2 separate regions of the Homo sapiens genome follow, and region 2 is linked to region 1. Evidence: chromatin loops called from intact Hi-C (ENCODE). Cell type or tissue: chondrocyte. All regions are shown on one strand. Links, peaks and the distances in the headings refer to the core of each region. The heading gives the core; the rest is flanking DNA.

What was found. Hi-C counts contacts between places; a loop is a spot of excess contacts. Peaks named below come from ENCODE experiments on the same cell type or tissue, not always from the same donor. Only the 100,000 strongest peaks of a DNase experiment are listed, where the experiment ranks them.
Region 2: it touches region 1 in a loop (5-fold over the local background); 6 of 110 quality-filtered maps call a loop at or near these places.

Annotation. Positions count from the first base shown.
Region 1 is chr17:48,127,819-48,140,288 of GRCh38, forward strand. SKAP1 (src kinase associated phosphoprotein 1) reads right to left here. Exons shown (of 13, transcript NM_003726.4): 12 at 9,411-9,519; 13 at 5,624-5,998. The coding sequence ends at 9,418. Among named protein-coding and RNA genes, the nearest start is that of MIR1203, 22 kb to the right of the region's middle. In chondrocyte, for the core only: CTCF peaks have their summits at 3,604 (motif pointing left), 3,833, 7,495 (motif pointing right) and 7,695; no DNase peak of the experiment used is centred there.
Region 2 is chr17:47,975,263-47,987,732 of GRCh38, forward strand. CDK5RAP3 (CDK5 regulatory subunit associated protein 3) reads left to right here. Exons shown (of 14, transcript NM_176096.3): 6 at 1-75; 7 at 252-391; 8 at 607-751; 9 at 1,450-1,560; 10 at 2,570-2,648; 11 at 3,567-3,655; 12 at 5,331-5,536; 13 at 5,901-6,072; 14 at 6,175-6,519. The coding sequence ends at 6,240. Among named protein-coding and RNA genes, the nearest start is that of CDK5RAP3, 10 kb to the left of the region's middle. RefSeq lists an enhancer at 137-637. In chondrocyte, for the core only: CTCF peaks have their summits at 175 and 3,257 (motif pointing right); no DNase peak of the experiment used is centred there.

The sequences.
Region 1 (12,470 bases), core at 1-8,000:
TGCCAGTTGGAGGGGTGGTGGACTGTGATGGGAACCCACGAGGGAACTGAATGCACACAGCCGCCGACAGCTGGCCAGCCCCACAGGCAGCTTGATGCCAAAGACACCAGGCCCCTCAGAATGCCTGGGCATCAGGAAAAGAAAGCCCAGTTGGCAGGGTCTGCCTAGAAACTAGGCCTGCAGGGGAGAGGACTTCATTAGAAGGGACATTGCCAAGCCTCATACCAGGAAAGCCAGGTCATCTTTCTCTACCATCCACTCCCCAGGTGACTGGGCACCTCATTTTGCCTTATTTTTAGCATGACCACACTTCCCAGTTTACACCTGCGGTCTTGGCATCATCATTAACTCCCCTTTCACTCTCAAAAATGTCTTCCTTTGGAGAATAAATTATACGATCACTCTGTTAATTGTACTTCAGTTTCCTCTGACACGGAAGTATTTTTGGGGGCCATTATATTTATAAAAGATTTTTGTACAGCATGGGCTAAATCTTAAAATATATCATTAATGGAATCCGAAAGAATGGTCATCAATTCATATAGAGGAGAAAAACAGCATGTTTCCTGAATAGTTAGTTTTTTATAGGGAAAAAGGGAGACTAATTCAAATCCCTTGAAAAAGAAGAATCTTTAGTTATAAATTTCAAAGTCCCTACCCAATCTCGGCAAGTTCTAATGGGAAATGAAATAGCTGGGCAGTAGGGAAGGGAAGAAGCAAGGGACTATGGTAATCCACAAACTAGAAAATGAGCTGGAGTCACTGGGCTGTGTCGCAGAGATAATCCTCTGTGTAGAGGTCTGCTTTTTTAAAACTCAGCCCTGCAGATTTTGCCGGTGCTCTGGGAGTTAACAAATCAACGCCATTCAAGATTTATCCTTCCAGAGCCACTCCTGGTGGGAGACCTGCGGGGAGGGGTTTTTGTTTTTATTTTTGTTTTTGTTTTGCCAAAGATGAAAGCACCACTGTCCCTGGCATCTGAGAGTTTTGTTAAGACATAAAAAAAAAAAAACAAAACACAACTTTGTTTCTTTTTTTTTTCATCTTGCTTCTCTTCAACTCCATCTTTCTCAGACTGGTTTTTAAAGGCAGGGGTCTTCCTCCCCAGCCACGTGCATTATCTTGCGCTTTGCATTGACACCACTGCTTTATTGTGATGCCAGGGACTGGCATGAAATGTGGATTTTGAAGATGTCTCACTGGAGATGTCTGACTGCAACAGAACTCGAGTAAGTCAATAAGCAAAGCAGCTGACAGATAATTTCAAGGGGCTTTCATTTTATTTCCTCTTCCACAGCAGAGTTTGTGATTTTGAACCAGTGGTCACAACCTTTAAGATCCTCAGTTTCATCATTTGCAAATACTAGCTGGTTATAAATAAGGTGGTGCAACTAGGGAAGCTAAAATTCTTAAAAAGGTTAATGGCAACTTGAGATCAATGCTAATTCCTTACATAATTCTGTTTAGATAAAAAAATCTGTCTCAGCTGGGCGCAGTGGCTCATGCCTGTAATCCCAGCACTTTGGGAGGCTGAGGCAGGTGGATCACGAGGTTAGGAGTTCAAGACCAGCCTGGCCAAGATGGTGAAACGCTGTCTCTGCTAAAAATACAAAAATTAGCCGGGCATGGTGGTGGGCACCTGTAATCCCAGCTACTCAGGAGGCTGAGGCAGAGATCGCATCACTGCACTCCAGCCTGGGTGACAGAGGGGAGAGTAGGTCTCAAAAAAAAAAAAAATCAAACAGGAGGGAGGGCACCTTGTCAACCCCACCTTTGACACTACTCTAGTTGAAAACAAAATCAACCCGGGTTTAGGGAATGAGACTTAATAGGAATTCTCACCTCTTTCCCATTTTTTATTCACCATCAAGAAAGATATAGTTGGCTTTGAATTAAATACAGATTTCTAAGAGATATACCAGGCCATCATATGGAAAAATTTAATATTGAGGTAATTGCAAAACAATATCTATGCTATTTTGCTATGTGGATGACAGGGAAAACACACTAGAAAAACGTATTTTTAATGAAATGTAGCTGAAATGTTGCTTTCGGAGCATTTAGTATTCTTGGATACCAGCTTGGACAATTCAGGCCAAACTGTACCAGCCCCAGGTTAGATTATCGACTGGGAGTCAGTACTTTCTGTGTCAATGATTATACATTTACTTCTTAAATTTAGGATTTTAGCTTTTAAATTTTCTTTTTACATAAAATCAAGGAAAAAAGCCTTTCATCTCCACTGCTCTCCTATTTCACTTGCCAGAACAATTGGTAGTGATTAAGAAGCCGTCCTACATATAATGTGGTTAGTTAAGCGGTCTAATGCCCCAGTTATCCAGTTAGTGGCAGGCAGTGAGGTGGGGATTTGGTTAGTAGAGCCAAACAGAGGAGCGGTAATCTAATTAGCCTGTTGCCATCTGAGGCCGTTGGCTAAGATGGGGGCTAACTGGGTGTGGAGCAGTTTTGCTGGGTGAGGTTTAGTTTCCAACGCTGTAGGAATCTGCTGCTTCCAAAAAGTCTCCTTTAGAACTATCCCCTAGCAGAGAATGTCCATCAGCCTGTAGATTGTCTCATCAACACATCAAACATGCTCTACCCAACCCCTGCCGCGCTTTTTTTTTTTTTTTTTTGCATATAACAATGTCAGAGACAGCCAGAACTACAGACCAGATTTCCAATGAGGTAATTTGTTTATATACTTTAGGACCAACCTAATTTCTTTTTCTGCTGAGTTTCACAGCTAGAAGGGCCAGAGATCTGAGTGTGGTCCCTACGGTGGGGTGTGTGGCGGTACCCAAAGACCTTTGCAGTTTGGCAAGTGGTTGTTTCCTCTTGGAAAACAGGTATAGAAGGGACATTTTATTTTAAATGCTGGAAGCCAATGGCCATATGATTTAGAGAGCATTGAACTCTGTAGGGAGTGAAGAAGTTACCTTTTTCTTTTCTTTTTTTTCTTTTTTTCCTGCTCTGTCGCCAGGCTGGTGTGCAGTGGTGTGATCTTGGCTCACTGCAACCTCCGCCTCCCAGGTTCAAGCGATTCTCGTGCCTCAGCCTCCTTAGTAGCTGGAATTACAAGCATGCGCCACCACACCTGGCCAATTTTTGTATTTTTAGTAGAGACAGGGTTTCATCATGTTGGCCAGGATGGTCTTGATTTCTTGACCTCGTGATCCACCCACCTTGGCCTCCCAAAGTGCTGGGATTACAGGCGTGAGCCACCACACCCAGCTGACCTTTTCCTTTTTCAGCCTCATCCTGTCCCAGATCCCGGCCCTTTCTCTTCTGGTATCCCCTTTTCTGATGTCTTTCAGCCACAGAGTGGTGGCACGATGATATTCTGGCCTCTTAGCCACCCAGCTTTTCAGATTTGGGTCCCTGGGTCTCCAGGGAAGGATGGGCGGGGGATGGAGGAGTGGGGGAGAGGTGGGTGGCAGAGGAGGAGTATAGAAGGGTTTGTGTTTGCTCCCTCTGTTAAACACTTTAGAATATTGCCCATTGTCCTTTCCTGTGGGATGGGATTGGTGCAAAGGCTCCTAAAACTGGAGGCAGTTGGTTCTCTTTGGTTCACCTGCTCATATGCTGCCACCTAGTGGTTCCTTCTCCTTTAGCACTCTGTGTGAAGGGTAGGGGGACGTTAAGGACACTACTATATTGCCTTTATCTCACTTGGGTTTTTTTTTCCTCCTAAACCTAAAATTTCCCCTTTTCATTCCATGCAGTTATCCATCATACACAAAACTGTTTTCTTCTTTTTACTCTTGGATCAGATAATCTGGAAATGAATAGTTGGTATAAGATCTATGTTTTTTTGAGTAAGTTAGAGCCCACTAACATCCCTGTTTGCCCCCTGGTTTCTCTTTTGTGATGTGAGATGGGCGTCTTACTCCAGTGCTGCAACATGTTCATTACAGAGGAGAGGCAGGCTACCACCAAGCCAGGGCTTCTCTGAACAGGGATTTCTTTTTTCTTTCTTTTTTTTTTTTTTTGAGACGGAGTCTCACTCTGTCGCCCAGACTGGAATGCAGTGGCGCGAACTCGGCTCACCGCAACCTCCGCCTCCCGGGTTCAAGCGATTCTCCTGTCTCAGCCTCCCGAGTAGCTGGGATTACAGGTGCATGCCACCATGCCCGGCTAATTTTTGTATTTTTAGTAGAGATGAGGTTTCACCATGTTGGCCAGGCTGGTCTCAAACTCCTGACCTCGTGATCTGCCCGTCTCGGCCTCCCAAAGTGCTGGGATTACAGGCGTGAGTCACTGCACCCGGCCAGTTGCCTGTCTTTCAAAATTTCTCCTGTAGAGAAATCAGGCAATAATAGCAGCTACCCTTATTGAACAGTTATTATGTGCCAGGCATTGTTCCAAGTACCATTACACATGTTAAATCATTTAATCTTCCTAATCACCTAATGATACAGTGAATAGAGTATATCCCTTCTAAGGTGAGGAAACTGAGGCATAAATGGTCAAATAACTTGCTCCAGAGAGCACAGTAGACAGGGAACTGAGATTTATTCCCAGGCTGTCTGGTTGCAGATGTTATGCTGTTAATCACTATGTTTTGCTGCCTCTTAATATGCAGGTAACCTGAGTGCTAGGTACAGACAACAGGAAAGGGAAACAGGGAGCCCTGTATCCATACTTGAGCCCTCCTCAGAGCATTTCCTCAGCCCCTACCTGGGAGGTGTTGTAGTGGAGGACACATGGGTTGTTAACTAACCCGAGGCCTGAAGAGGAACTCTTCAATGTGCTGACTCCAAGGCCTTGCTTCTGGTTCTGTCTCATTTTGGAGATTCAGCACATAGGAAAAAAACCAAGTAGCTGGGTGGGAGTGGTGGCTCATGTCTGTAATCCCAGCACTTTCGGAGGCTGAGGCGGGTGGATCACTTGAGCTAAGGAGTTTGAGAGTAGCCGGGCCAACATGGTGAAACCCCGTCTCTATAAAAATACAAAAATTGGCTGGGTGCAGTGGCTCAGCCACCCTGTAATCCCAGCACTTTGGGAGGCCGTGGTGGGTGGATCACTTGAGGTCAGGAGTTCAAGACCAGCCTGACCAACATGGTGAAACCCCGTCTCTACTAAAAATACAAAAATTAGCTGGGTGTGGTGATGCACGCCTGTAATCCCAGCTACTCGGGCGGCTGAGGCAGGAGAATAACTTGAACCGGGGACGGGGAGGTTGCAGTGAGCCAAGATTGCGCCACTGCACTCCAGCCTGGGAAACAGAGTCGAGACTCCATCTCAAAAACAAACAAACAAACAAAAAACCAAAAATCAGCCAGGTGTAGTGGTGGGCGCCTGTAATCCCAGTTACTCGGGAGTCTTAAGCAGAATTGTTTGAACTCAGGAGGTGGAGGTTGCAGTGAGCCAAGATTATGCCACTGCACTCCAGCCTGGGCAACAGAGCAAGACTCTGTCTCAGAAAAAAAAAAAAAGACAAAAAATAAACAATAGACGTGGATTCCAGAGAAGATTCTGCTCTGAAAGACAATTCCAAGTCTCCTTTTTTCTCTGGGCTTTTGTTTTCTCTCATGCTATCTCCACTTTATTGGGAGGTGGTAAAAATGCCCAGAGCTGACATATTGATATCATCTTACAAAAAGGAGCTCAACATCATCACACATGGCAAGGAACCACATCCCAAGTTTATTTGTGCTTTTCAAACCAGCCAGAACAACCAGTAATGTCCTCCTCCCAAGGTTTCCTTCTCTCTCACCTTCTTTGTGAAAAGCTTGTGGAAAAGGCAGATGTGGTTGTGTGGACACATTTAGAGATGGGGATGAGCTATGACTAGGCTGGTTTAGTAACAGGTTTGATGAACGTGCCTCTTCCCACTTGTCTTACTGGTAGCTTACAGTCACTCTGAGGTGTCAAGAGACTTGGGTCTCTTCAGCAAAGAGAGGAGTCCAAGGCGTTGGTGGGGTGGCAGAAGTAGGGAGTGGGAACTTTTGATGATCAGTTTCCTCATAAAGGCAGGAGAGAGGGAAGAATATATTTCCTAAAGGAGGAAAAATACATAAATTTGCTTTTGTGATTCAAAATATAGATGTATTAAAGGGCACAGAGTATAATGTTTTCCCCCTTACCCTGTCTCACAGTTTCTCTGTCCTTGGAGGCAACCATGTTATCATTTCATGTCTCCCTCCAGAAATATCCCATACAAATATAAACAAATAGGTATATATAGTCTCCAGTCCTTTTTTATACAAATGGGGCAAATTTGGCTCCCATTCTTTGCTGTTTTATTTTTTTTAAACTTACCAACATATTTCAGAATGTATTCCACACAGTTTCCCTTTCTTTTTTACTGTTGCATAATATTCACTTCTATGAATGTACTATAGTTATTTGACTAGTTCTCTGTTAAACATTTAGGTCATTTCCAAGTGTTTGCTATTACAATGAACCGTATGTGCCTGTCATTTTGCATATGTGCAAGTATAGCTGTAGGATAATTTCTATTTTTTTTTCTTTTTTTACCCAAACCAAAAATGGTCAATAGGATAAATTCTTTTTTTTAGATGGAGTCTTGCTCTGTTGCCCAGGCTGGAGTACAGTGGCTTGATCTCAGCTCACTGCAACCTCCGCCTCGTGGATTCAAGCAATTCTCCTGCCTCAGCCTCCTGAGTAGCCGGGTTACAGGCGCCCGCCACCACGCCTGGCTAATTTTTGTATTTTTAGTAGAGATGAGGTTCCACCATGTTGGTCAGGCTGGTCTCGAACTCCTGACCTCGTTATCTGCTCCCCTTGGCCTCCCAAAGTGCTGGGATTACAGGCGTGAGCCACTGCGCCTGGCCAGATAAATTCTTAGAAATAGATTTGTTGGGCCAAAGACAATGAAGAGATAAACAAATAAATGACAGAGTGAAAAGGGTGAATTTGTTTTTTATTTTTATTTATTTTTTTTGAGATGGAGTCTCTGTCACCCAGGCTAGAGTACAATGGCGCGATCTCGGCTCACTGCAACCTCCGCCTCCCAGGTTCAAGTGATTCTCCTGCCTCAGCTTCCCAAGTAGCTGGGATTACAGGTGCCCGCCACCATGCCTGGCTAATTTTTGTATTTTTAGTAGAGATGGGGTTTCACCATGTTGGTGAGGCCGGTCCCGAACTCCTGACCTCAAGTGATCCACCTGCCTTGGCCTTGAAAGTGCTGGGACTACAGGTGTAAGCCACCATGCCCGGCTGGCTGGATTTGTTTAGATTTGACAGAAAAATTCCAACCCTCTATACTTGTGGCCATGAAACAGTCTTCATCAGGAAAATCATAAAGTCAAACCTTGAGTGACAGGCCTGAGCTGGTGTTGTATGGTTGTACAAGGGCATTGGAGAATAAGATCTATCCTTATGTATTTTCCTAAATGAGTTCACTCAGCTGCTGCAGCACACTAGAGTGGGCTCTGGTCTGGACTCCAAGGAATGTTTGTATCACTGTCACACTGATGCCATTCTTTACCCCCAGCAGTGAAGACTGCTCCTATTTCAGGCCAGAAGATGGAGCTAGTGACAACATGCTGGTCTTGGGGGCCCTCCATCAGAATCTTAATTCTAACCAAAACCCACTCTGCACCAAAGTGGCTCCCACTATTACTCCACCCAAACCAGGCACCCACCCCCACTATTTTGAAACACAATGTGGTTCTTGCTAATACAACACAAACCTATTCTTTTTCTTTTTTTGAGACAGGATCTTGCTCTTTCACCCAGGCTGGCGTGCAGTGGTGCAGTCATGGCTCACTGTAATCTCAACCTCCTGGGCTCAAGCATTCCTCCCACCTTAGCCTCCCAAGTAGCTGGGCCTACAGACGTGCACCACCACACGTGGCTAATTTTTTAAAAAAAATTTTGTAGAGACCTTCTGCCCAGGCTGGTCTCAAACTCCTGATCTCAAGTGATCCTCCTGCCTTGGCCTCCTGAAGTGTTGGGATTACAGGTGTGAGCCACTGTGCCTGGCCCTGCAAACCATATTCTCTATTACTTAAAAGTTAATTTGATTATGTTCCATAGTTCCAATATTTCATATGTTCCAATATAAGGAATCCTCATATTGGATTCCTAATCTTGGTCAGTCATATTGCAATATGTGGGGATTTTGGGGAAATGGTGCCCTGGGTTTGAGAGCTGGGGATAAACCTAGATCCATCCCTGTGGCAAAAATTGCTAGTTTTATCCCAATATCCATTCTTCCCTTTGTATTTAATCATGAATCTCCCAATTCTAAGCTGGACACAGGGCTATAAGCTTTCTTTACAGCTTGCTGTGTCCATATATTCCAACTTCTGACCAATGGAATGTGAAAGGAAGTGTGTGCGCAACATCTGTGAAGTACCCTTAAAGGAAGAGGGTATGCTTTTCTCTCTCTTTTTTTTTTTTCTCAAGACAGTCTTGCTCTGTTGCCCAGGCTGGAGTGCAATGGCGTGATCTTGGCTCACTGCAACCTATGCCTCCCGGGTTCAAGCGATTCTCCTGCCTCAGCCTCCTGAGTAGCTAGGATTATAGGTGCACACCACCATGCCTGGCTAATTTTTTGTATTTTTAATAGAGATGGGATTTCACCATGTTGGCCAGGCTGGTCTTGAACTCCTGACCTCATGATCCGCCCGCCTCGGACTCCCAAAGTGCTGGGATTACAGGCGTGAGCCCCTGCGCCCGGCCTGACCTTCTCCTTTTATCTTTCCTGCTGTGCTGTGTAGGTTGCAGACAGGATGGCTGGAGATTGAGCATCTGTCTTGGCCTTGAGGTAACCTTGAGAATGTTGGGCACACAGAGAAGAACAAAAAGAAAAGGTACCTGGGACTGGATACCTTGGACCACTTACCTCTAGATTTTTGCAGAAGAGAAAAATACATTTCTGTGTTAATTTTTTTTTTTTTTTTTGAGACGGAGTCTCACTCTGTTGCCCAGGCTGGAGTCCAGTGGTGTGATCTCGGCTCACTGCAACCTCCGCTTCCCGGGTTCAAGCGATTCTCCCCAGTAGCTGGGATTACAGGCGCCCACCACCACACCTGACTAATTTTTTTTTTTTGTATATTTAGTAGAGATGAGGTTTCACTATGTTGGTAAAGCTGGTCTCGAACTCCTGACCTCAGGTGATCTGCCCACCTCGGCCTCCTAAAGTGCTGGGATTACAGGTGTGAGCCACTGTGCCTGGCTTTCTGTGTTAATTAAGTCATTTTTAGTTTAGATTTTATGTTGCTATTAGTTGAACCTTATCCTAAGTGACACTGTCCCCAAATTTAAGAAAAAAACAATTCCAGAGGCATTTTCTTTCCATCAGTGGTGAATCACTAGCATTAGTATGAGAAATGAAGAAAAGCTACTTCACTGGCAACTCTCATCTTTCAGAGAAACAAAGTAGTGGCCCACAAGTTCCACTCAACTATTAGGCAGTTCATTGGCCATGGTTCTGATACCTGGGTTTCATCTTTCTTCCACTTCAAAGGCAGTGGTGAGATACTCCTTTGGAACAATCCCAACGAGGCTGTTCAGTTCTCCCACCCACCAGCCATACATGTTATACTCCTGAAAAGTGAAAAGAGGATAGCGTCAGTTAGAATTTGTTCATGCTTCTGCTCATTTATTCTAGTGATTGCATGGGAGATTCTGTTTGGTGGTTTCATTGTTGCCATTATCACTGTGAACTGTTAACTTCCCTGATGGGATTATTAAATTTAAAAAAATCATCTAGAGGAAGAGAGCAAGCACTTTCCTTTTGCCATCTTCCTGTCTACATTGTAAAATTAGCACATTTGATGCCCTTGCTGAACCTGAAGAGCATTTTTTTTTAAACCAAGCCGAATGGTATGGCTTCTTAGAGAAAGTTGGGCACACATTAAATTGCCAGAACACTACAGATATTCAAGGGGTCAAGTCATAGTTCAAATCAATAATATTTATCAAGCATCTTCTATGTGCAAAGTGCTGTTTGAGTTCCCATGAGGTATGTAATGATGAATCAGAAGATTGCTTGCTCCTTGGGAGCTTACAGCAGAGTAATGGGCTTTGGAGTCAGACAGACTGAGATCTAATCCTCGCTTGGTCATTTAGTAGTCACATGACCTTAGGTTCTCCTAGCTTTAGCTTCTTTGTGAGAGTAGGGATAATATCTCCCTTCTATCTTGTGGGGATGTAAATTGTATCACTGAAGTAAAAACAACTGAAAGTGTTTGATACATAGTAGATGCTCTAAACATTAGATTCTTTCCCTAGAACAGGTGAGAGGTGACAGGTACATTAATAATGACAGGCTAGTCACAGAGAGGAACAAACAAGAAAGAGGATGAGAGGGTTTTAAAGAGAGTTTAAGGGGTAGTCACAGAGTGAGGATGCAGCTCCTTGAATACAGAAAAGCTTCTCAAAAGCACAGCAGATGTTGAAGAGTATGGGGCTATTTCTTTTTTTTTTTTTGAGACGGAGTCTCGCACTGTCGCCCAGGCTGGAGTGCAGTGGCAAGATCTCAGCTCACTGCAACCTCCGGCTCCCACGTTCAAGCAATTCTCCTGTCTCAACCTCCTGAGTAGCTGGGATTACAGGTGCGTGCCATCACACCCGGCTATTTTTTTTTTTTTTTTTTAGACAGAGTCTGGCTCTGTCTCCCAGGCTGGAGTGCAGTGGCGCAATCTCGGCTCACTGCAACCTCCACCTCCCAGGTTCAAGCGATTCTCCTGCCTCAGCCTCCCGATTAGCTGGGATTACAGGCGCGCACCACCACGCCCGGCTAATTTTTCTATTTTTAGTAGAGATGGGGTTTCACCATGTTGGCCTTGATGGTCTTGAACTTCTGACCCCAGATGATCCACCCGCCTCAGCCTCCCAAAGTGCTGGGATTACAAGCGTGAGCCACTGCGCCTGGCCACAACTGGCTAATTTTTTATATTGTTGGTAGAGATGGGGTTTCATCATGTTGGCCAGGCTGGTCTCAAACTCCTGACCTCAAGTGATCCACCAGCCTCGGCCTTGCTAAGTGCTGGGATTACAGGCGTGAGCCACTGTGCCCACTCTGAGTATGGGGCTATTTCTGATAGCACCAGAAAATGTTTTCTTTCTTTTGAAAGAAGTAAAATTAGAATGAAAAAAAAATTTTTTTTTTTTGAGACAGAGTCTCACTCTGTTGCCCAGGCTGGAATGCAGTGGCACAATCTTGGGTCACTGCAACCTCCACCACCTGGGTTCAAATGATTTTCCTGCCTCAGCCTCCTGAGTAGCTGGGACTACAGGCTTGCGCCCAGCTAATTTTTGTATTTTTAGTAAAGACGGTGTTTCACCCTGTTGGCCAGGGTGGTCTCGAATTCCCGACTTCGTGATCTGCTCACCTCGGCCTCTCAGAGTGCTGGGATTACAGGTGTGAGCCACTGTGCCTGGCCAAAATAAATTTTTTTTTTTTTGAGATGGAGTCTCGCTCTTTTGCCCGGTCTGGAGTGCAGTGGTGAGATCTCAGCTCACTGCAACTTCTGCCTCCTGGGTTCAAGCGATTCTTCTGCTTCAGCCTCCTGAGTAGCTGGGACTACAGGTGTGCACCACCACGCCCAGCTAATTTTTTGTATTTTTAGTAGAGACGGGGTTTCACCATGTTGGCCAGGCTGGTCTTGAGCTCCTGACCTCGTCATCCACCCGCCGCAGCCTCCCAAAGTACTGGGATTACAGGTATGAGCCACCGTGCCTGGCCCCGAATGAAATTTTAAGTATGGGAAATATCACATATTCCAGTTCAATTGGATTTGGGGTACCAAAGAGCTAACTGCTTCTTTGTACACTTGGTTGCTGAGTACTATTAGGAAAAACAAAACAAAAGAAGTAAAACCAGATTGGTGATATGTAAAATTCAGAGTCCCTAGCATTATCTGGTGATCTTTTTATCTCTGGATGCATATAATTATCATAGAATTATGATATCTAATATCTCCCCTCCTCAAACTCATGTTGCTTCTGACAACCTCTTCTCCACCTTCAAAGGGAAAAGAGAAGCCATCAGATTTGTCAGCCACCAGCCACCAAAGCAGGAACTTACCTGTATTGACAACCATCTTTCTTTCCCATTAAAGTCGGGGAAGCACCCCTCCCCTGGTTTAAGACTACCCCTCACAACACGCACTTGCAACCCTCCTCCTTCCTTTCCGAGAGATGAGGTTCTGTGGAGACTGACCATTGCCTGTAAAGTAAATGGCTCCTTCCACCAGCACTGAAAGGTGTTCAAGTTTCTCTCATTTTTTAAAACAACCATTAAATAGCTGCCACTGATGTCTACTTCCCATTTCTTCTAGTCTATGCCACACTTGTTGGGAAAGTTTACTCACTCACTGCTCCAACTTCCTTCCTGTTCACTGTTGAAGCCGCTCTCATCAGGCTTGGTTGCCGTCCTCTACTTAGGCTCTCTCTCCATGGTCTCCTGTAACCTCTGCATTGCTCAAATTCCCTGAGCACTTCTCAGTCCTTAACTTACTTGATCTCTCAGCAGTGCTGGCACTATTGGTCCT
Region 2 (12,470 bases), core at 1-8,000, 150 kb before region 1:
GAGGAGGAGTGCCAGGCAGGGGCTGCCGAGATGCGGGAGCAGTTCTACCACTCCTGCAAGCAGTATGGCATCACGGTGAGCGGCGGCAGCCTCTTCGCAGCCAGAGGACACCTGGGCCCCTGCTTGTCTTCCTCTGACCCCGTCTGACCCCTCAGCCTGGTTGCACCCCCTTTGGGCCAGTGTCTTACTTTTCTTCGGTCTTTGGATGTTTTCTTCAATCTGTTGGACTCCACCTCTTCTCCCCTCTCTAGGGCGAAAATGTCCGAGGAGAACTGCTGGCCCTGGTGAAGGACCTGCCGAGTCAGCTGGCTGAGATTGGGGCAGCGGCTCAGCAGTCCCTGGGGGAAGCCATTGACGTGTACCAGGCGTCTGTGGGGTTTGTGTGTGAGAGGTAGAGAGGCCTCAGCTTCTCCTGGTGGGGGTGCTTTGCCTGTGTTCCCCAGCTCATGACCCTTCTCCAGTTGTCTTGTTCCCATATAACATTTGAACTCTTTACACACCTGAACCTGTGGGGGCCTTGCCCATTTGACCATGTGGCCCAGGCCAAAGCCCAGTGTTGGCCTTACGCATGGTCGGCAGGAGAGTCAGTTGTGTGCTCTGTTGAAGCCCCACAGAGCAGGTGTTGCCAATGCTGCGGTTCGTGCAGAAGCGGGGAAACTCAACGGTGTACGAGTGGAGGACAGGGACAGAGCCCTCTGTGGTGGAACGACCCCACCTCGAGGAGCTTCCTGAGCAGGTGGCAGAAGATGCGGTAAGATGGGCCTTGTGATGAGCTGTAGGAGTGGAGTGGGAGCTGCTTGTCCCCTCCCCACCCCCAACAGCCCAACCCAAGACCCAGAGAGAAGAAGGGAGGATTTCTGTGAGAGTGACTGTAGGTAGAAGGGCCCAGGAGGCCCTACTCCTTTATTTTTCTGAGTATAGGTGAGTGAGTGCCACAGAGGCTTTGCAAGGTGGTTCGCTTTGAACTCGGAACCTCCATCATGTGAGCTCTCTGAAGATGGGCTTTCTTTGGGGTAGCTTAGAGGCCACTGCATTTGAACAGTGTGCTCTCTACAGAAGCAGCTGAGGCCTGTGGGAAGGCAGCCCCACCCTCCTTTTTAAATTAATTTATTTTTGAGACTGGGCCTTGCTCTGTTGCCCAGGCTGGAGTGCAGTGGCATGATCCTTGCTGACTGCAACCTCTGCCTCTCAGCCTCAAGCGATCCTCCCAAGTCAGCCTCCAAGATAGCTGGGATTACAGGTTTGCACCACCACTCCTAGCTAATTTTTTATTAACATCTTTGTAGGGACAGGATTTTGCCATATTGCCCAGGCTGGTCTCAAACTCCTGGGCTCAAGCAATCCACTATCCTCGGCCTCCCAAAGTACTGGGGTTACAGACATGAGCCACCATGCCCGGCCCTTTTTAAATCCATCTTCCATGAGCTAACACTCTCTTTCCCTTTCCAGATTGACTGGGGCGACTTTGGGGTAGAGGCAGTGTCTGAGGGGACTGACTCTGGCATCTCTGCCGAGGCTGCTGGAATCGACTGGGGCATCTTCCCGGAATCAGATTCAAAGGTGAGGAGGCCTTCTCAGTCTGTCTCTCTCTGATCACTACTCTAACCATAAGAAAAGTGTCATTTGTGTCTGTAACGGCATCACTTGAAGTTCATAGCTCTAAGACCAGGTATAGTCCAAGGGAGGCAGAGTTTCACACGTCACATGTCAGAGTTTTGTTTTGTTTTTTGAGACAGAGTCTCATTCTGTCGCCCAGGCTGGAGTGCAGTGGTGCAATCTCGGCTCACTGCAACTTCCGCCTCCCAGGTTCAAGTGATTCTCCTGCCTCAGCCTCCCAAGTAGCTGTGATTATAGGCGCCCACCACCACACCCCTCTAATTTTTTATTTTGTTTGTTTGTTTGTTGAGACAGAGTCTCACTCTGTCGCCCAGGCTGGAGTGCAGTGGCATCATCTTGGCTCACTGCAACCTCTGCCTCCCGGGTTCACGCCATTCTCCTGCCTCAGCCTCCTGAGTAGCTGGGACTACAGGCGCCCGCCACCACGCCCGGCTAATTGTTTTGTATTTTTAGTAGAGATGGGGTTTCACCATGTTAGCCAGATGGTCTCGATCTCCTGACCTCGTGATCCGCCCGCCTCAGCCTCCCAAAGTGCTGGGATTACAGGCGTGAGCCACCGCGCCCGGCTAATTTTTGTATTTTTAATAGAGACAGGGTTTCGCCGTGTTGGCCATGCTGGTAACTCCTGACCTCAGGTGATCCACCTGCCTCGGCCTCCTGAGGTGCTGGGATTACAAGCGTGAGCCACTGCGCCCAGCCCATGTGAGAGTTAAATTTTGATGTCCTTTTTCTTGGTGTTTGGTACAGGGTGTAGGGGTAAAGGCAGGTGGGAACACTACAGAGCAGGGATGATGGGCCATACTGCCATTTTTGGCACCTAAGTCAGGGCTGCAAATCCTTAATAGAGTTGGAATGTGCAGCCATTGACCTCATCAAGGGCTTTGGTTTATTCTGGCTCCTTGGCTCAGGAAAATTCTCCCCCCATTGCTGTGGTTCTTTGCTCTCCTTCCAGGATCCTGGAGGTGATGGGATAGACTGGGGAGACGATGCTGTTGCTTTGCAGATCACAGTGCTGGAAGCAGGAACCCAGGGTAAGTGCACCATCCCCTGCAGCCCTGGCAAAAGTGGGGTGCTCAAGGGCCCCCACGTGTCTAGAAACAAAAAATGCAGCGCTAAGATGAGGCTTCTTGCACATTTAACTGTTTCTCAAAACCTTGATGAGGATGTGAGCTGAGGGGGACCAAGAGAGGTTTTTTTTTTTTTTTTGGAGACGGAGTTTCGCTCTTGTTGCCCAGGCTGGAGTGCAATGGCATGATCTCAGCTCGCTGCAACCTCCACCTCCTGGGTTCAAGCTATTCTCCTGCCTCAGCCTCCCGAGTAGCTGGGATTACAGGCATGCACCACCACGCACAGCTAATTTTATATTTTTTTAGTAGAGTTGGGGTTTCTCCATGTTGGTCAGGCTGGTCTCGAACTCTTGACCTCAGGTGATCCACCTGCCTCGGCCTCCCAAATGCTGGGATTATAGGTGTGAGCCACCGTGCCTGGCCCAAGAGAGGTTCTTAAAAGTTGAGAGTTTAGAAACTCTCAACTTTTTAGAGACCACATGTGGGCCAGCTGTTATGGTAGGAGGGCTCTAGGGGGATCGGGGCCCTGGAGTGTGACATGACCCCCGCCCCAACAGCAGAGAAGACGTAGTGGTGTCTGAGCCACTAGAGGGCGGTGCAGGATGAAACTTTACCTCCTGCGGTCCACCAGAGCAGAGAGCCGGCCTTTCTACCCCTCTGAACCCAGCTCTGGTCCTCCTCTCAGTCTGGGAGTTGGAAAGTGGTACCTGATTAGAGCTGAGACACCTGGGACAAGGTAGCCTTCCCCCTTGGATTAGAACAAGAAGTGGCTTTAGCACAGTGAGTCTGTCCGTATTAATCCTCCAGGGCTTCTCACACTTGAGGGTCTTTTCCTTCTCCAGTCCTCTGATCCTTTATCACTTCTCTGTCTCTTCCTGGCAGCTCCAGAAGGTGTTGCCAGGGGCCCAGATGCCCTGACACTGCTTGAATACACTGAGACCCGGAATCAGTTCCTTGATGAGCTCATGGAGGTACTGTCATCTCTGGAAGATGCAGGGGGGAGGCATGGCACCAGCACAGGTGGCTTCACTCCAGATGCCTGACCTGACCCCTCCTGTTTGTGTGAAGGGTGTGAGTGCTATTTGTGTCCTACAGCAGGAGCCTCACGTATTAGATGCCTCCTATTCATCCAGTTACTTATCAGGTACCTCCTAGGCACCTGGCACTACCTTAGGCACCAGAACTTGGGTGGTGAATAAGACAGTCAAAGTCCTTGACCTCATGGAGCTTATATTCTAATGGGGAATGCAGACTGGAAAGAAGATAAATAAATAAAATATGCAGGATGCTAGATGGCACCAAATGCCACGGAGAAAGAGAAAGTAGGGGAGGATGACGAGGATGTTGGAAAGGGCTATGGTTTTGTATCTGGTGGTCAGGGAAGGCCTCATTGAGAAGGTGACCTGTAATCAAGACTGCAGGCGGTGCAGAGAGAACCATGCAGATGTCTGGCAGAAGGGCTTCCCAGGCAGAGAGAGCAAGTGCAGAGGTCCCGAGGTGGGAGCAGACCTTGCACAGTTGACCAGCAACATGGAGGCTGGTGTGGCTGAGGAGAGAGAGCTGGTGGGGAGTAGAAGAGCTCAGAGATGTAGCGTCTGAACCTTGGTTTGCCTCTGAGTGAACTGGGAAGCTGTTGGAGGTTTCGAGCAGGTTAGGAACATGATCTCATTTGTGTTTAAGGACGATCCCTGTGGCTAAGGTGTTGAGCAGCCCAGCGTAAGGAGCCAGCGTTCTTGGACCTTTGTTGTAAGGCTGGGAGGACGGGGTCCTGTCTTTGTTAATCTCTGTATCTGCTCCCTTCCCAGTAGCCTGCTGGTTCGGAGAGCCTCCTGAAAGTTCTGTCCTCACCCAGTTCTCTCCTCTTTCTGCCCAGAGGCTCCTCCCAGCCTCAAGGGGAGAGGACAAAAGATATCTGTGAAGTTTTAACGGCAGAATAGGATTGATAAGTTAATATGGCTGGCTCTTGTATTCTTTTCAGCCTTGCCTTAATCCAGTGCTTCTCAAACATGTATTTCTGTTCCCTGAATCTCATTCCTCCCATGGAGACAAAATAAATACCTTCCCTGGGCAGAGAGAACCCTTTGAGTCTCTGTATTCTCAGTTATCTGATCCCAGGCTGGGGAGAAAGGACAGAGGTCTGGGGTTAGGATGAGATAGGAGGTGGGGACTGAAGGGTGACAGTAGTCTCTCCTAGCGCTTACAGTGTTCAGAGGAAACTCCTTACCCAGAGTCTAGCCCTCATGTCTCATTTTTGCATTTCGAGTAGTCCGAGGGCTTAGATTCTGAGTTCTTCTCTCAGTTTGAACCAATTTATCTTCTTTTTTTCTTTCTTCCTTTTTTTTTAAAAAGAGTTTCTCTGTCGCCCAGTCTGGAGTGCAGTGCAGCAATCATAGCTCACTATAACCTCAAACTCCTGGGCTCAAGTGATCCTCCCGCCTCAGCCTCCTGAGTAGCTGGGACTACAGGCATACACCACCATGTTTGGCTAATTTTAAACATTTCTGTAGAGACAGGGTCTCATCGTTTCCCAGGCTGGTCTTGAACTCCTGGCCTCAAGCGATCCTCCTGCCTTGGCCTCCCACAGTGCTGGAATTGCAAGTGTGAGCCATCATGTACAGCCTGAACCAATCTTTCTTCTGTCCTCAGCTTGAGATCTTCTTAGCCCAGAGAGCAGTGGAGTTGAGTGAGGAGGCAGATGTCCTGTCTGTGAGCCAGTTCCAGCTGGCTCCAGCCATCCTGCAGGGCCAGACCAAAGAGAAGATGGTTACCATGGTGTCAGTGCTGGAGGATCTGATTGGCAAGCTTACCAGTCTTCAGCTGCAACACCTGTTTATGATCCTGGCCTCACCAAGGTCTGGCTTCCCCTTGATGCAAGGCTCTGCCATCTTGAGCAGCTCTGCCTCCTTGTATTCCTCCTCTTGTTCCATGACCCCTTAAACCCCATCCCTGCCTCCTGGCCATTGCCATCCACTGGGGATAGGGGTTCTCTTTGGGACAAGAGGGGGAGGTTTCACATATACAGGAAGAATCTGCTTGCTTCCTGAGTAGGACAGGGGAACTGGGAGTGGGTTTTCCTTAAAAGGAAAGGGTTTAAGGATGTGAGGGTAAGCGGCCAGTTGGGGGTTTGGTTTCCCGAGCCTCTCACCTCCCCAGCAGCTGAATGGGAATGCTCAGGATGCACAGCTAACCCAGCACTCACCTGAGTGCCCCGCACAGGTATGTGGACCGAGTGACTGAATTCCTCCAGCAAAAGCTGAAGCAGTCCCAGCTGCTGGCTTTGAAGAAAGAGCTGATGGTGCAGAAGCAGCAGGAGGCACTTGAGGAGCAGGCGGCTCTGGAGCCTAAGCTGGACCTGCTACTGGAGAAGACCAAGGAGCTGCAGAAGCTGGTGAGATGGGAAAGGGAGGCCTGCCAGTGGGAGGACTCCCAGTCTGTGCAAAATGAGGCCCTGAGCACCCCTGCTTCTGCCCACTTGGTATCACTCTTTCAGATTGAAGCTGACATCTCCAAGAGGTACAGCGGGCGCCCTGTGAACCTGATGGGAACCTCTCTGTGACACCCTCCGTGTTCTTGCCTGCCCATCTTCTCCGCTTTTGGGATGAAGATGATAGCCAGGGCTGTTGTTTTGGGGCCCTTCAAGGCAAAAGACCAGGCTGACTGGAAGATGGAAAGCCACAGGAAGGAAGCGGCACCTGATGGTGATCTTGGCACTCTCCATGTTCTCTACAAGAAGCTGTGGTGATTGGCCCTGTGGTCTATCAGGCGAAAACCACAGATTCTCCTTCTAGTTAGTATAGCGGACTTAATAAAAGAGGAAAAAACTCTTGCTTCAGTACTGACAGTTCCTTATGCTGCTTCTCTGAGCCTGCAGTTGAGGCTTCGCACCTGTTTTCGTGGGGTTCTTGATCCAGGTGGGCTCCCTGATCCAGGTGGGCTCCCCAGGCCATCAGCTGTCACTGTGGAGCCCCAAGTTGAGGACTTTTCCCCTTTGCTTCTGGTGATAAAGAGGACCCCACATCTACAAATGGTTCAGTAAGGGGCTCTGGGATGGCTACGTGTGGGCCCCTTTCCATAACCAGGCCCAGGCCGCCCGACTCAGGCCAGAAGCCCTGGGGGAGCGGTCAAGCAGCAGCCTTGTTGGAGCCAGCAAAGCTGCATTTTCCTTTTAATCACAGCTTACCTCCAGGCAGAGGGAAAATGCGGTTTGGGGAGGAAGGGTCTGATAAACAAGGTGGAGACAGGAGCTGTCACCTTCCCTGGCTGCCTGTCCACTTCCTGCCCATAACTGCCCGCTCTGTGATCGGATAGAGCCCACCCCAGGATAGCAGCCCTCTCCCAAGCCACCTACCCATCCCCATTTCCCAGGAAGGGTAGGGGTTGGGGGTGGCTGGCAATTCGATTTTAATTTCATAGCAGAGCAGTTGATTCATGGCTCTTTGTCGCTGGCGTTGACTCCCGTAATGACTTTCCATCAAAATGAAAAGTGGAGTGACACCACTCATTATTCCTGCTGCTTGTTATCTCAGTTCTGGGGAGGGCCACCCCCTCCCCACTGCCTTTCAGCCGTCCTGGACAGTGAGTGATGGCGCCTATTAATCACCGACCCCGCGGACTCCAGCCAAAGGAGAGAGAGATAAGGCAGCATGAACTGCTCGAAGCCGTTCCTATCAATTAATGTCAACCCACCACTTCCCCCCAATCTTTGCCTGGTCACCTCTTTCTGGGGGATCAGGGGCTGAAATGAGAAGTCCGGGAATTGGAAAAATATTGGTGTTGAACATGGAGGTAAGACTCCGCAGACTAGCAGGGTATAGAGGAGGTAAGTGGACTGCACTCTGGCCTCAACACTCAGGAGGGATGCTCTTGGCTTAGGGAACTGCCTGCTGCTCTTGGTCCCTCTCCCTCTGGGAGATTGCCTTCTAGCTCCTGCCCCACCTGTTCAGCTGCTGGCTCCGTTGGCCATCTGGCCAGCCTCTTGCAGTAGCAGTCAGTTCACTGAGGCATACTACCCTTGCCCACTCTAATGTCCTTTGCCCAGTCACCAGCTGTTACGCAGACTCCATTGCTTACAGCAATGGAGCTTCAGGGAGAAACCCCGTGGACCAGGTGACCATGGCAGACCGGGTTCAGGCCTCCAAAGCTTCTGCCCCTGCGCTTGCAGATGAGCACCTGACCTGCTTTCCCAGCCCTGCCTAAGGTCAGCGAGGGGAAGCAGTGCTCACTGAGGTTTGGCTATTTTCCCAGGAAGGGAAGTGGGTTTAGATAGAGTTTTCTCAGCTGATTTTGGCCCCCTTGGTAAGCAGTGTGGTTAGGCCACTGCTCTGGATCAGAGATACTAGGTGACTGCTTAACAGGTGACATCAAGGCCCACCCTGATCCCCAGGCTGAGGCAAGTGGTTTCATGAAAGCCTTTAACTCGATAACATTGGGTTTGTTCTCCAGAACCTTTAGCCTCCCTTTCCTTTACCGCCGCCTGCTTCCTGAGTCCAGCCCTCCTGGCCATGCTGAAGGCACTGAAGGGATCCACCCGGCTGGTTCTCCCTGGCAAGAGCAGCTCTGTGTCTTTCAGGTCTGCCTCCAGCTTCCCTGAGCTTCACTGGTTGTATTTGGGTTCCTGCTTGTGTATCTCAGAATGCCCTCAGAAGTCGTTGTAGGGACAGAATGAGTTAAGATATGCAGAGCTCTTAGAACGCTGCCTGGTGCGGAGGAGGCTCTTGGTGGACATGTGTGAGCTCTTATTTTTGGTTTGGGGAACCATGATGAGGACTCTCCATCCTGGCCTAACTTGTCTTCTTGGAAAGGAGAGGTGAGGGGCTTTAGGGGAGCTTGAGACCAAGTTTCAAGCAGTCAGGTTGAAACTTCCCTCTTTCAGGGAAAGAGGGAAGCGGTGCACCAAGATTACACCCTCAGAATCCTTAGTTTGATGTGAATTATGCTGCCAAGAGCACACTATACTTTTGTGTTGACTTTTATCCCACCTCTTTCCAGAGAGGATTTAAGGCAACGCCTCTCACTACTTGGCTAAGACTCCTCACCCGGCTTCAGATAAGGAAGCAGCGAGTCACCTTTCCAAAATTCTCTGCTTGCTAAATCCAGCCATGGCTCAGCCCCACTCACTGCCTCTCTGCCCAAACATTGCCTCTCTCCCTGCGTCAGTTCTACCGTGTCCTCTCCGGTGTGGTTCTCTTTATAGACCACAAAAGTAGGATCCCTTTGCACTGCAGCCTGCAGTGGCTGACTGTGAACATGGGATAAGTGGAGTGCTAAGGCTCGTTCATCTGGGCCCCAGCGGTCCACCCCCTGTGCCCCTCTGAGGGCCTGCCAGTATCATGGGGAGTCTGGCACATCTAGAATTCCTTTCCTATTGCCAGTTCAGAGCAGGGAACAAGCTGCATCATTCAGAGTGAACATCTCCTCACCCATCTAAAGAATTAACCTGCTCTGGAGACCTGGCCGGGAGTTGAGGACAAAAGAAAGGCACATCCCCAGCCTTTGGGAGCAGAAGCCAACCTTGCTGGAGCTCCTCACATGCACCTCCCAACCACCATTAATTCCCCAGAATTAATGGTTGCGTACAGTTTCTCCCCAGAAACCCAGGTCCTGTGGCTCTTCTCTGCCTTTTCATACACTCCTACCTGTTCTGTTAATGATTTTTATTTCATCTGTTTTTAAAACTTATTATTTTTGAGACAGTTTTGCTCGTCACCCAGGCTGGAGTACACTGGCGCGATCTCGGCTCACTGCAACCTTTGCCTCCCGGGTTCAAGCGATTCTTCTGCCTCAGCCTCCCAAGTAGCTGGGATTACAGGTGCAGTAGAGCCTGGGTTTCACAGCATTGGCCAGGCTGGTCTTGAACTCCTGACCTCAGGTGATCCACCCACCTCGGCCTCCCAAAGTGCTGGTATTACAGGCATGAACCACCATGCCTGGCCTAAACTTATTTTATTTATTTATTTTTTTTTTGAGACAGAACCTCACTCTGTCACCCAGGCTGGAGTGTAGTGGCGTGATCTTAGCTCACTGCAAGCTCTGCCGCCCAGGTTCAAGCGATTCTCCTGCCTCAGCCTCCCGAGTAGCTGAGATTACAGGCACCTGCCACCACGCTCAACTAATTTTTGTATTTTTAGTAGAGACATGGTTTCGCCATTGGTCAGGCTGGTGTTGAACTCCTGACCTCATGATCCACCCGCCTCAGCCTCCCAAAGTGCTGGGATTACAGGCGTGAGCCACCGTGCCTGGCAACCTAAACTTATTTTTTAATAGAGACAGGGTCTCACTATGTTGTCCAGGCTGATCTCAAACTCCTAGCCTCAAGGGATCCTCCTGCCTCAGCCTCCCAACGTGCTGGGATTACAGGTGTGAGCCACCTCATTGGGCCTATTTAATCTAATTGCCACTTGTTTGATCTCTTTCCCAACTCCTGTACATGCACATACAAAATTTAATAAAAGTGATAGGAAGACAAACATGTAATACAGTGTGTTGGTGATTAGCACGTTCTTGAGATCTGGACTGCCTGGGTCAAACTCTGTCTCTGTTCTTACTCCCTTGGGCAAGTTGCTGGACCTCTCTGCCTCATTTCCTTCACCTGTAAAATGAAGACGAAGACCTTGGGTAGGAAGCTGTGGTGAGCATGCACACCACTTAGAACAGTGCCTGGAGGCCGGGCGCAGTGGCTCATGCCTGTAATCCCAGCACTTTGGCAGGCCAGGGCAGGCGGATCATCTGAGGTCAGGAGTTCCAGACCAGCCTGGCCAACATGGTGAAACCCCGTCTCCACTAAAAACACCAAAAATTAGCCAGCATAGTGGCAGGCACCTGTAATCCCAGCTATTCAGGAGGCTGAGACAGGAGAATCGCTTGAACCCAGGAGACGGAGGTTGCAGTGAGCCGAGATCGCGCCATTGCACTCCAGCCTAGGCAACAAAAGTGAAACTCCGTCTCAAACAAAAACAAAAACAAAAAAACAGTGCCTGGCACAGTAAGGCTCAGACTAGCTGTTGTGAGAGGGCGGTGGGGTGGAAATACCCTCAGCTGAGGTTAGAAAGTTGTGTTCTAGGCCGGGCGTGGTGGGTCACGCCTGTAATCCCAGCACTTTGGGAGGCTGAGGCAGGTGGATCATGAGGTCAGTAGTTCGAGACCAGCCTGGCCAGTACAGTGACACTCCGTCTCTACTAAAAATACAAAAATTACCTGAGCGTGGCGACATGCACCTGTAGTCCCAGCTACTCGGCAGGAGAATCGCTTGAACCCAGAGGCGGAGGTTGCAGTGAGCCAAGATCTCGTCACTGCACTCCAGCCTGGGTGACAGAGCAAGACTTTGTCTCAAAAGAAAAAAGAAAGTCGTGTTCTGGTGCCCCATATTCCAACATGTCCCAAATCAAAGCCATTGTCCACACCCACACTGCATCTCTCTTTATTTCCTGACAGTTTCATCAGTGGTGTCCTGGGCTCTGCTGGCTGCTCTTTCTAATCCACCCTGGGCCTTTTCACCCTAGTCATTTCCCTGCTTAGAAACTCTGAGGCTCTGTAGTGCCCCAAATTCCTAGAGTAGCAGCCGCCAAGCCCTGCATAATTGGAACCCCACCAGCCTTTTCAGCCTGGGCTACCCACCCAAGACATCAAATCCACATGTGTCCTCGAGGCCCCATCCTTTACTCGGCTCCCTCCAAACCATCTTGACCCCCGATTCAGATGAGGCCCAAATGCATCTCTGTGGACATCTCCAGTTGTCCCTGCAGAATTAGTCACTCCATCCCTCAGCAGCATCCTGCAGCCCCATGCAGATATCCTTAGGAGGGGGGAGCTCTTATTTATTGTGTTATATGCCTTCCTGAAGTGCCTGCCCACTGAGCTGCTTGCGGGCAGGAATGGTGTCTTGACCACATTTATGTCTCTCTTGGAGTATCAAACGTTAGCTTCTCTGAACTTTAATTGTCTTAATGCTCTCTAAAATGACTTTGACCTCTGACATATTATGATCATGTGGCTTACAAGTTAACACAAAGGAAGAGTCTCACGAAGCACAAGAAGTTTGGGAAGAAAATTGGGGTTAAGTCAGCTTTTTAAATGGACTGATGGCCAGGTGGGGTGGCTTACGCCTGTAATCCCAGCACTTTGGAGGCCGAGGCGGGAGGATCACTTGAGCCCAGGAGTTCGAGACCAGCCTGGGCAGAGTGCCTGCCTACCCCGAGGATCATTTCTGGGCCTCATCTCTCCTCTTTCACTGTTTGGTTGAGGACATTTCTGGAGAGGAAAGTAGAGGGCTATTGTCCCATCCTTTTGGAGATATCATTGCTTCATAGAGTTAGGTTTGCTATCAAAGCTGGGGCCTCCTCCCTGTCTGAATACCACCATCTGCTGGGCTTTGAGCAAGCCGTTCTGCCCTCTGAGCAATCGGGCCCGAGGAGCTGCGTCCAGGGTAGCTGTCCCGCCTGGCAGAGCCTGAGCCCAGCAGGAGGGCATCAAGGCTGCTGCAGGCGTGTAGAGCCCGGGGGCACCAGCTGACCCGGATCTGCCTGTGTCCTCCAGATGCCCTTCCTCCCTGGTGACTGCCAGGGCCTCTCTGAGTAAATTGGCCCTGAGTAAACTCTTACTTAGCCAGCCCGCCACCCTCCTCTCATTCCCCAGGCTTCAAAGAAAACCAGTTTGAATATTTAAACTTCTCCTGTGTATCTAATAAAAAGTTCTGCACTACTTAACGCCCCAGCTATCCATTACTGTCGGGAGCTGCTCTCTCCCTCCCAGCATTCCCCTCCCTCCCTCTCGCCCAAACCACGAGCATGG